Regions from separate parts of the Homo sapiens genome. Here region 1 is linked to region 2. Evidence: chromatin loops called from intact Hi-C (ENCODE). Cell type or tissue: CD4-positive, alpha-beta T cell. All regions are shown on one strand. Region 1 overlaps MSH3 (mutS homolog 3). Region 2 overlaps RASGRF2 (Ras protein specific guanine nucleotide releasing factor 2).

Region 1 (5,000 bases), 350 kb after region 2:
ATAAATGTTTACTGTTACCACATCGTTACAAATTTTGTGTAGTAGACACTACAAAGAACAGCATGGAAGAGGGATAAATAGCATCCAAAATATGAGCTCAGAAATAACTATGTATGGACAAACCTTAGGGCATAGATATGTAAACAGGTATTTTGTGCAAAGTGAACAACAAGTGGGAATTATACAAGAAAAGCTAGTCCTGGGATCTTGAGTGCTAAACCTGACAAGTAGTAATGATCTGAAGTACTCGCTGTGCTGAGACTGGACAGTAGGTTGCATTGAGAAAGCACAATGTAACTATTAATAATTATGGAGGTCTAAATGGGCAGGGAGAGAGTGAAAGGGTATGTGACACTGTTCACCACAAATTTCTCATCACTGCGGTTAGGTATAATTCCATCTTCAACTCCTGTACGAAGATCAGAATGGAAATAAGCAAGAATGACTACATTTTTAAATATTAAACAATTCACATACCTTAGAATTGTTTTTTAATGTGCAGTAGTAACAAGACCTTCCAAATAATTGTAATAAAACAGTATGTCAGGCCACACAATAGAGAATTATTATCTTAGTGCAATTAATGACAGATGGAGTGATAGCAACAGGAAACAAAACTGGAAGAAGCATCATCAATTGGATGATGATAAAGATATTATTCCAAGATGACTGATAGTATTCTACGGTTGATCTTACTATACAACTTAAATTAACTGAAAGAAGGCACCTGAGTCATTTCATTCCATATACCAAACAAACAAAAAGAAGAGGTCCTGGGGATGACAAAGATTCATCTTTACTACCAAAGATGAAAGGACTAAATGTGAGTGTCACTGGAGTCCTTCACATTTGAAGATAAACTAGGTGGTGACATGAGTATCTACCATGTGTGGCTGTCACTCAGAAACACAGAGTGTGACCTATAGCTATTGTCAGTGATGGAGTCAGTACCTACTGGTTGCTACTGTGAAAATGCCTCTATAATTCAAACTTAAGATAATTTTGTATAGTTAGATATATTGAATAAGATCTAGTATTTGAGAGTGCAACAGGGTGACTACAGCCAACAATTTATTGTACATTTAAAAATAACTAGAAGAGTATAATGGGAATATCTGTAACACAAAGAAATGATAAATGCTTGGGGTGATGGATACCCCATTTACCCTGATATGATTATTATACATTGTATGCCTGCAACAAATATCTCATATACCCTTAATATATAGACCTACTATGTACCTACCAACATAAAATGTTTAAAAAAAGTTGTCTGGTGGGGGTGGGGAGCTGAAATACAAACTGCTAGGGGTGTATTTTTTGTTTGGTTTCGTTTTACTGAAAAGTTTGACTTTTAAGACAGCACAGAACGAGTAGATTAAATTCAGACATTAACACATTGGTCATGTGAAATGGCTAAATGAACTACCTAAATAATCTCCTGTCAGAAACATGAACCATAGGCCCTTTCCTAGGATCTAAGCATCATTAGACCTATATAGCTTCACCTTTCACATACACCATTCATTCTTACATTCAATGAACAATTACTGAGTGCTTACAAAGTACTAATTGTACAAAGTGGTAGACATTAGGGCTATAATTGTTAACAGAGCTTTGCTAGTCTACAAACAATTTACACTCTAGTGATGAATAGTAAAACTTTTTAAAAAGCATTAATGATAACAATGTAATAAGATTATAACTGGGTTATGATCTAGGTACAATGGGAACACAGGCCAGGAGCACCTAACGAACAAATGCAGTTTTAGGATCAGGGAGGATTTCCTGGGGGTAGCTATTGAGTAAAAGATTAGCTATTGTCTATAAAAGATTAGTGGAAAATGGAGGGTGAAGGTTTGAAAATGTGATCACAGGAGCTGGGATCCAAGGCTAATAGTCTGGATGCACATAAGAACAGTGTCAGGAATACCAGTTAGAAAGCTGTTTCAAAAATCCAGAGAAGAAACACTGAAGGCCTGACATTGCCACCCTGTGCTGCATTCTAGGTAATTTCTTCAGGTATTATCTTGCATTTCAGTTATTTCCTCTATTCTTGTTTAACCCATATCCTGCTTTGTTGTTGTTGTTTTCTTTTCTTTCTTTCTTTTTGGAGTATAAGATCCATTCTTATTTAAGTCATTCTTTTTTTAATTTCAATAGTTTTTGTGGCAGAAATGGTTTTTGGTTACATGAATGAGTTCTTTAGTCCATTCAGTCTTAAAGAATTGTCTGTGTTTCCTTTTTAAATCAATCTGAGCCCTTTTGATAGTATTTATTTTCCATGCTCATATTTTTTATTCTATTTTGTATTTTTTTAACTTGGTGATTTATGTGAGTACCATCAGACTGTTTTAAATAAGTTTCACAGCTTGGAAATTGCCAGACCACACAGAGTATAAATTGAAACTGAAAATCTATGAGGGAGGGCCTGTGGTTAAGAATTCTTAGAAACGTTTTCCTCAGGCAAGAACAGGTCAAGACGTATTTGTCACCTCTCTACTGAGACCACAGTCCTTTGAGTGTCTCACGTTACTATGGTATCTCTAACTTAAATGGACCCAAGACCCTGTCTCCTGTCTCCCACAAGGCAGTTGAACCCCAATCCTTTTGATTACCAAGATCTGCAGGAGCCCAGAGGGCAGCTGCAGCAGTCAATTCACTTCCATTTCCAGTTCCTTTTTCCATCTGTTCCCTCAGTTCTTCCCTTATGTTTTAAATACAGATTCAGCAATGTCCTAAAGGGATGTTTGTTATGCTTGATCCAGCATATCTAGTTATTTCACATAAGGAGATATTTTATGACATTAAAACCACAGAAAATGAAGTCTTCTTATGGCATTTTTGAAGACCGATATTTGGAAAATCCTCATTAATAAAGGCATAAAGATGGAGAAAGATAAAGCAGGAAGGGCCAAAAAGGAAAGATATTTATTTCCTTCTCCTCATTCTCTCCAATATTCCTCTTCCTCAGCCCAAATGAAAGCTGCCATTTGCTGCAGGTCGTTTGTGCAGGTCTAGAGCTCACTGAAGGTCCGAATGTTGAAGAACAAAGCAGAGGCCAGCTAAAAGTTCCTGGATGTTAGTTAATCCCTATGCACTGACAGTCGGGACAAACAGTAAGAGGCACTCGGGTTCATTTTGTTCTTAGCAGCAGCAGTTCCTCCTTTAAACTCTCATTCAAACCGGCAGAGGAAAGGGGCACCAGGTCAGTCCCAATCAAACACAGCTCTCAATTACGCACCACCTGCTACTCTCCCTTCCCATTTCCGAGCAGTAATGCATCCCCAGGGGCTGAGTAAACCAGAGTCACTGCAAGTGAACACCCGGTTGCTGGCTCATGGAACATGGGAAACCACAAAGAATACAGAGGGCTTCCCGGTGTAGTTCATTTTAGAAGTTCCAGAGTTAAAAGTGACATTTGGTTTCATTAACACAAATTAAATGTTAAGTGGAAGGAAATATGCAACATTCTATTACTTCATCATTTGGGCCAGGGTAACAAATTAGAAATACAACCATTAATACTCCAAACATATGGGTTTACCAAAACAAAAGCCATTTAATGTAGAGAACATTGACCACTAAAATGTACTTAGTACATCAGAAAGTCATGCAAAAATGTAGTCAAAGATCTATTTCCTAACACAAACCATTTTCTATTCCCTTAATTATGTGATTTAAATGCCAAGAATTATCTTAGCATGCCTAATTTCCTAAAGCAGTTTTCTAAAAATCTAATTTGACTTATAAAGGTATTACTCATTTGCTCTAAATGTGGTATTGAGTTATAGAGTGAGTAACAGGTAAGTATTTGATTTTAGTACAAAAGCTTCCACTACTTGTATCTCTTCCTCCTTACTAGTAGATTATACCTTGACCAGATTAGATTAGAAATTCCCTGACGCTGGGAACGCCACCTTGTCACTGAGACTGAATAATACAAAATTTAAAATAACTATCTTATACTACTAAGGGAAAACAGCCAAGTACAAAGTACTGGGTATATTATGGCTCCATCTATGTAATAAGGGAGGAAGAGATTTCATATATATATATATAAAATTCATATTTGCTTTTTTAAACAAAAGGTTTCTGGAAGTATACATGATAAAGTAATAACCATGATTACCTAGTGGGATCTGAGTAGATGTGGGGCAGGAATGATAAGCAAACATTTTACTGTGTAACTTTTCAGATTTTCAAACTTTTAAAGTATGTGAAGATATTGCCTGTTCAAAAGTTCAAATAATTTTTTAAATGCTAAGAAGAATGTACAATGGAATTGAAACAACAAAAACCATCTCTGGCAACAGACTGCTAGGTATTCACTAAACATTTCTTCCTATTCCTTGAAAAACAAGCAGACATTTGCTAGCCCCCGCAGTAAGCTGTGACCATCGGAATGCATTCTGCTTATAATCAGATTTAGGCAGAAGGGTATGTGCCAATGCAAGGCCTGCCTCACATAAAAGCCATAAATGTATATCCTCCCTGTTCTTTCTCCTTCCACTGCTGAATATCAGTTCTCAAGATGACGTTGGAAGCTACACGTTTAAAACTGAAGAGCCTCTGGGGTTCCTAACTGCCTATGTGATGAGAGTCTCACCCCACCCCCCAATGTGGAAAGGCCATGGATTGTTTATGCAAAGAAAAAAAAAGAAGAAATTAACTTTCACAACATTAGAGCCATTAGACTTTTTGGGGTCTTTGTGTTAACAGCTAGCTTCCCTAACCAATGCATTGCCTTTTGTGTTAACGAACACATTAGCATTTACTTAGTCAATCAGAACGTGAGGTTGAGATTCCTCAATTCCCAGAACTAGTCAAGTTTAGAGCATAAATAAAAGGGACCACAAAAAAACATTCCTCAATTGTTCATGGTTATATTATTTTGAGAGTAGGCCCCCATAAAAGACTCTACCTACTCACCAGTAATCCTCCTAAAGTCTCCCTACATTCCTGACGGTAGCTACAGGCAAAAGAAAACACAGGCAAGT
Region 2 (5,000 bases):
CCAGCCCAAAGTATGCTCAGTGCAGATGGAAGTACTTCATCTGCAGGCCTGAAAGAGCATTTTCAATGAGCAGCTTCACCCTGCCAAGGAGCTGACTGGGGTGGCCCGTTAGCTTGAGTTACATTACTGATCTTGAAATGCCCAAGTGCATCTTTTGAGATTCTTGAAAATAACAAGGCTCTTTCTTCCACTCACTATGTGTCCCTCAACCAACTTTATTTTTCTGGTTCTTAATTTGCTCATTCGTAAAAAGATCTGAGAAAATTTTATGAATTCATCACCCTGTCCAGAAGATGGCTGAGCTAGATAATCACTTGTTATCCCATCATTTTCCACCAAAAAATCTCTAATTTCTAAGAAAGTTGAGATCAAGTATTATTAAAAGAAGTCATAGTCTACATACCCTATAAAGGGATATTTTCACCTAATAAGCGTCATGATTTTCACATTCTATTTGTAGTTTTGAGCTTTGCATCTTTTGACTATAATTAGCTTATTTGAAACACTAGGACAAAAAATGTGTTGAAGCCAGCATGAAATTAAAATAAAACTGACTAATTACACCACTTTCCTTCAAAATCGTGATTACATTTTCATTTTAAGTAAAGAAATTAAATATTATGAAATTATTTAGCTTTCTTTTATTACACTGAGTAGAATCTTACTTTATTTCCTAAGAGACACTCAAGAAAAATATAATACATTACTGAAGTCTCCTATGATAACAGCAACTCCTTTTTGGTAAACACTTAAAAAGCAATCTTGAGAGATCAAACCCAAATCATCTATTATAATTGGTAAGTTTTAAAAGGAAGTGAGTGCTTACAAAGTGACGCCCTGTCAGTAAGAAGACACAGTTACAATAAGATAATTTTTTTTCTTTTAACTCTGAGAAACATTGGGATTTTTCTTCATAGTTTATAGATAGGGAAATAGATACATAGGGAGGAATACAAACTTCAGGGAAGAATAGAGCCATCAGAAGGAACAGAGATTGCAAAAATCTCTTTCCTCTGATTGAGGATAATCAGGCTCAATAAGGCTGGGAAAAAATAGTAGTATATACATAAAACTTCACTCTGCCTTGGGAATAAATCTAGTGTACTATAGATATGTTGGATTTAATAGAAAATCTTTACAGTCCAAGATACAGGTTTCTGTCCTAACAGGAGAACAATTCCAGTTCATTAAGTGTCACCTCTGTGCACCCAAAGGCAGAAAAGTCCTGGTCTGTATGTAAGTGGTTACACAAATGAGATTGGACGTAGACACTGGTAAACTGCCACAGTGGGGGACAAAAGATGCATTTGGGTGCCAGCAACAACTGATCAGGCACAAAACTGAAGTCTTCGTTGGTATTTTTTTTTTAAATGGAGTCTTGCACTGTTGTCCAGGCTGAAGTGCAATGGCGTGATCTCGGCTCACTGCAACCTCTGCCTCCTGGGTTCAAGTGATTCTCCTGCCTCAGCCTCCCGAGTAGCTGGGATTACAGGTGTCCGCCATCATGCCCGGCTAACTTTTTGTATTTTTAGTAGAGATGGGGTTTCACCATGTTGGCCAGGATGGCCAGGCTGTTCGCAAACTCCTGAACTCAGGTAATCCACCCGCCTCGGCCTCCGAAGTGCTGGGATTACAGGCGTGAGCCACCGCACCTGGCCTATTATTTTAATTTTTATATGGAACTTGAACATCTTAGGATTTTGTCCTGAGTGAAGACATATGTAACAGTATAAAAAACAATTTTTCTATGCTATGAGTTAATAAACTGTGAATGTGAAAAACCATTTTGATAGTCTCATTTATAATGGAATCATATGAATCACTGCATTCCTGTCAAGAAACATATTCTCAACAAGAAGCAGAATTCTATTGACACAGTATTTTATTCAAGGTTTTACATGTTCCGCCAATTTAATCTTGATTAAAATGTAAAGGAAAGGATTCTCACACTTACTTAATCATATGTGGCACAGTGACTTTGGAATTCTCTTCAAACACTATAGTCATTAAACCATTACATCGTATATTGTCCACACACTGTGAAATAAAAAGTTGACAATTACAACCCACATGAAAGCCTAGGCAGATCATATATTCCCACAATTGTTTATAGCTAAAAGAATCCATTCAATTTCTCTCTCCCTGTCTCTTACACACACACACACACACACACACACACACACACACACACACACACAGAGTAGGTAAATATTATACACTGATGAACAGATTCAGTATTCAGACACCAAAACTGTATCAACTAAATGCCTGACAAATACCTGAGGACAGATACAACAGCTGTACTTCCCCTGAATGTGTTTCCCAAGAATTCTGACCACAATGTCACTTTGTCACAATTCTTTGGCAGCTCCAATGCTATTTGAGAGGTGATTGGGACCTGACCATGATTGCTCTTGCTATATTCATTTTCTGCAACCAGGGGGTGGTGTAGAGTAGTCAGATTGGAAATAGTGGCTTCCTAGGATGGAATTCATCTTCTGTCTCACTAGTAAGCTCTGCCTCTGCTTCTCAGGTATTCTTTGCCAATAAATTCCCACATTTTACTAGTACCTCTGGCAGCCCCTACTGATACTAATGCTGTTTGGTGAAGGGACAGTGTGTAATTTCTCCTGTCTCTGGCATGCTTAAAGCCTTGTATCATCTTTTTCTCTTTTCCAAGAGGAGAGTTCAGGAAGCTGTGCTAATTTTCTCTGCCTTCATTATTTAATCTATGCCTTATCAATTTGCGTTTTCTCTCTGTAATTATTTTGGGTTAGAGAAGAATTTATTTTGACTTATACATATTCCCTTTGAACAAAACAGGAAAATGAAAAAATATAATCAATTTTTAAAATAAAAAATAGCTTCTAGTCGCTATGATACTATATAGTGTTTTGTGGCTATAATTAAATAGTGCAGTGAAGCTGATTGCAACGTGACCTCACATAGGTCCTGAACTCAGGGTCTACCCTAAACACCAATGTTCTAATAAAAGAGTGAATATGCCGGTAAGAAACTTTAGATCACTGGAATTCTGACTATTCAGTCTACTTAGTATTTCAGCCATTTTCATACTTGTTTTTCCTTAAAACTTTGTTTTCCTCATGTCTTATGCCATTATTTCAACTACAAAGCATAAAGGATGCCACTTGTGGCAAGTAAGTAGAATATTTTTAAGCTCCCCTTCAATATATTTCCTTAAGCTACAGCATCTGGAAGTAATTTGGAGTTATATTTTCATATAAATAATTATGATCATCTACCTATAAATTTGGCCATTTTTGCTTATATGTGAATTTATGCTCCACCTTATCCCACGAGTGGATTACAAAAACACATATAATAAGACAGAGTCAAGATAAGTGAGAAAATCAGAGATGATTTAGATAAAGGATGGCAAACAATAAGACGAAGCCTGAAATGGAACCACCACACATACTTTATGTTGAGAGCGCTTGCCAGAAGTGAGCCTCAAAATTAGCAGGGCTGTGGAGTAGTCAACTCAAAGAGGGACTCAGTGTTAGCTACGAAATTCACAGTTTAGTAGAAAGTCAATTAATCCTGGTCTAGGACCAGACAGGACAATTATCTCATGGGTTCTCATCAAGAGAAATATTGAATAATGTAGTGAACAATGTCCTCAACAATATCTTGTTATTATTATTATTTTTTAGAGACACTGTCATTCTGTTGCCTAGGCTGGAATGCAGTGACACAATCATAGCTCACCGTAACCTCAAACTCCTAGGATCAAGTGATCCTCCTACCTCAGCCTCCTGAGTAGCTGGGACTACAGGTGTGTGCTACCACAGTGAGATTTTTTTTTTTTTTTTTTTGTAGAGACAGGTTCGTGCTATGTTATCCAAGCTGGCCTTGAACTCCTGGGCTCAAGCGATCCTCCCATCTTCGCCTCCAAAATGCTGGGATTACAGGTGCGAGCCACTGCACCTGGCCAACAATATCTTTAAATAACTACAAGTTTTGGCAAACTGTTTTGTATAAACAGCTGAAAGTACAATTCCAAACACACAACCCTGTAGTGGACCCCAAAGAATGTGACTCAGAGGCCCATCCTTCCTCTGCTGGTCTGGTTGCAAGCACAGGTTTCACACTTTCTAGAAAAAAGCAGGGGCTGCTCTTCTTCACACTGAAGAAATGCTGCTTCTCTTATCCTAGTTCGTGTAAGTCGTGAGCATCAGGAAGTTGGAAATAGTGTTTTCCCAGAAATCCTGAAACTGCTGCATCCTGTGTGTCCAGTTATGTAGAGTCAGTGTTTCAACCAGCAAGCCAAGCTGCCAGTAAGTGGGATATCCTCTTGTGCCCCAAGAAAGGCCACACTACCTCTCTATGGGAAAGTTCTGTCAGGACCTGATGAAAATACACATCAAGGGCCCTGTTTCAAAGTGGGAACATACATGGAAGAATGAAGAGATGGGGCTGGCTGGTGCACGCATTCATAATGGAGAAGAAAGTAAGAGAGAGGACAGAGAAATCAGTTGGAGGCAGGCTATAGAGAAAGGAGTCTTGAATTTTAATTTTATCCTATAGGCAGATGGGAAGCCACTGAGGGTTTCTAAGCAGCTCACTTACGCTGAAAGATCTAAACTGACCTCATGGTGGTATTCGTTCAATGGAAACGAGGGGAGAATGAATGGAGACCCAAGGGATGATCAGAATAATACTGAATCAGTAAATGAAATGATTCATACCTCCCCTAAGGCAGACTGTGAGAATGAAGAGGAAAGGGTGGACATACATATTTTGAAGAAAGGAATAATAAAAATTGATGAACTACTGAATAAAAGCAAGAGAAAAAAACAAGGTAAAATCAAAGATGGCCATGGTTATAAGGCAATTTTAAATTTTCTGATGCAAATATATTTAAAAGGAAAAAAACATAGCCAAATGTCTTTCGAATCACCCAGAGTTTAAACAAAGTTAGACAGTCTATGTTTTGAATTCTCAAGAGCACCAAGAAGATGCATTGATTACACAGCATT

Evidence for each region. A loop is a pair of places that touch in the nucleus more often than their neighbours do. Peaks named below come from ENCODE experiments on the same cell type or tissue, not always from the same donor. Only the 100,000 strongest peaks of a DNase experiment are listed, where the experiment ranks them.
Region 1: a loop joins it to region 2, with 4 times the contacts of the local background. A loop is called at or near these places in 2 of 110 quality-filtered maps.

What each region holds. Positions count from the first base shown.
Region 1 is chr5:80,753,347-80,758,346 of GRCh38, reverse strand. The region is part of intron 12 of MSH3 (mutS homolog 3); the gene reads right to left. Among named protein-coding and RNA genes, the nearest start is that of DHFR, 100 kb to the right of the region's middle. In CD4-positive, alpha-beta T cell, no CTCF peak of the experiment used is centred here; a DNase peak (open chromatin) is centred at 2,476; H3K27ac peaks cover 2,579 bases.
Region 2 is chr5:81,106,033-81,111,032 of GRCh38, reverse strand. RASGRF2 (Ras protein specific guanine nucleotide releasing factor 2) reads right to left here. Exons shown (of 27, transcript NM_006909.3): 13 at 1,955-2,037. Among named protein-coding and RNA genes, the nearest start is that of CKMT2, 120 kb to the left of the region's middle. In CD4-positive, alpha-beta T cell, a CTCF peak has its summit at 2,435; a DNase peak (open chromatin) is centred at 2,442.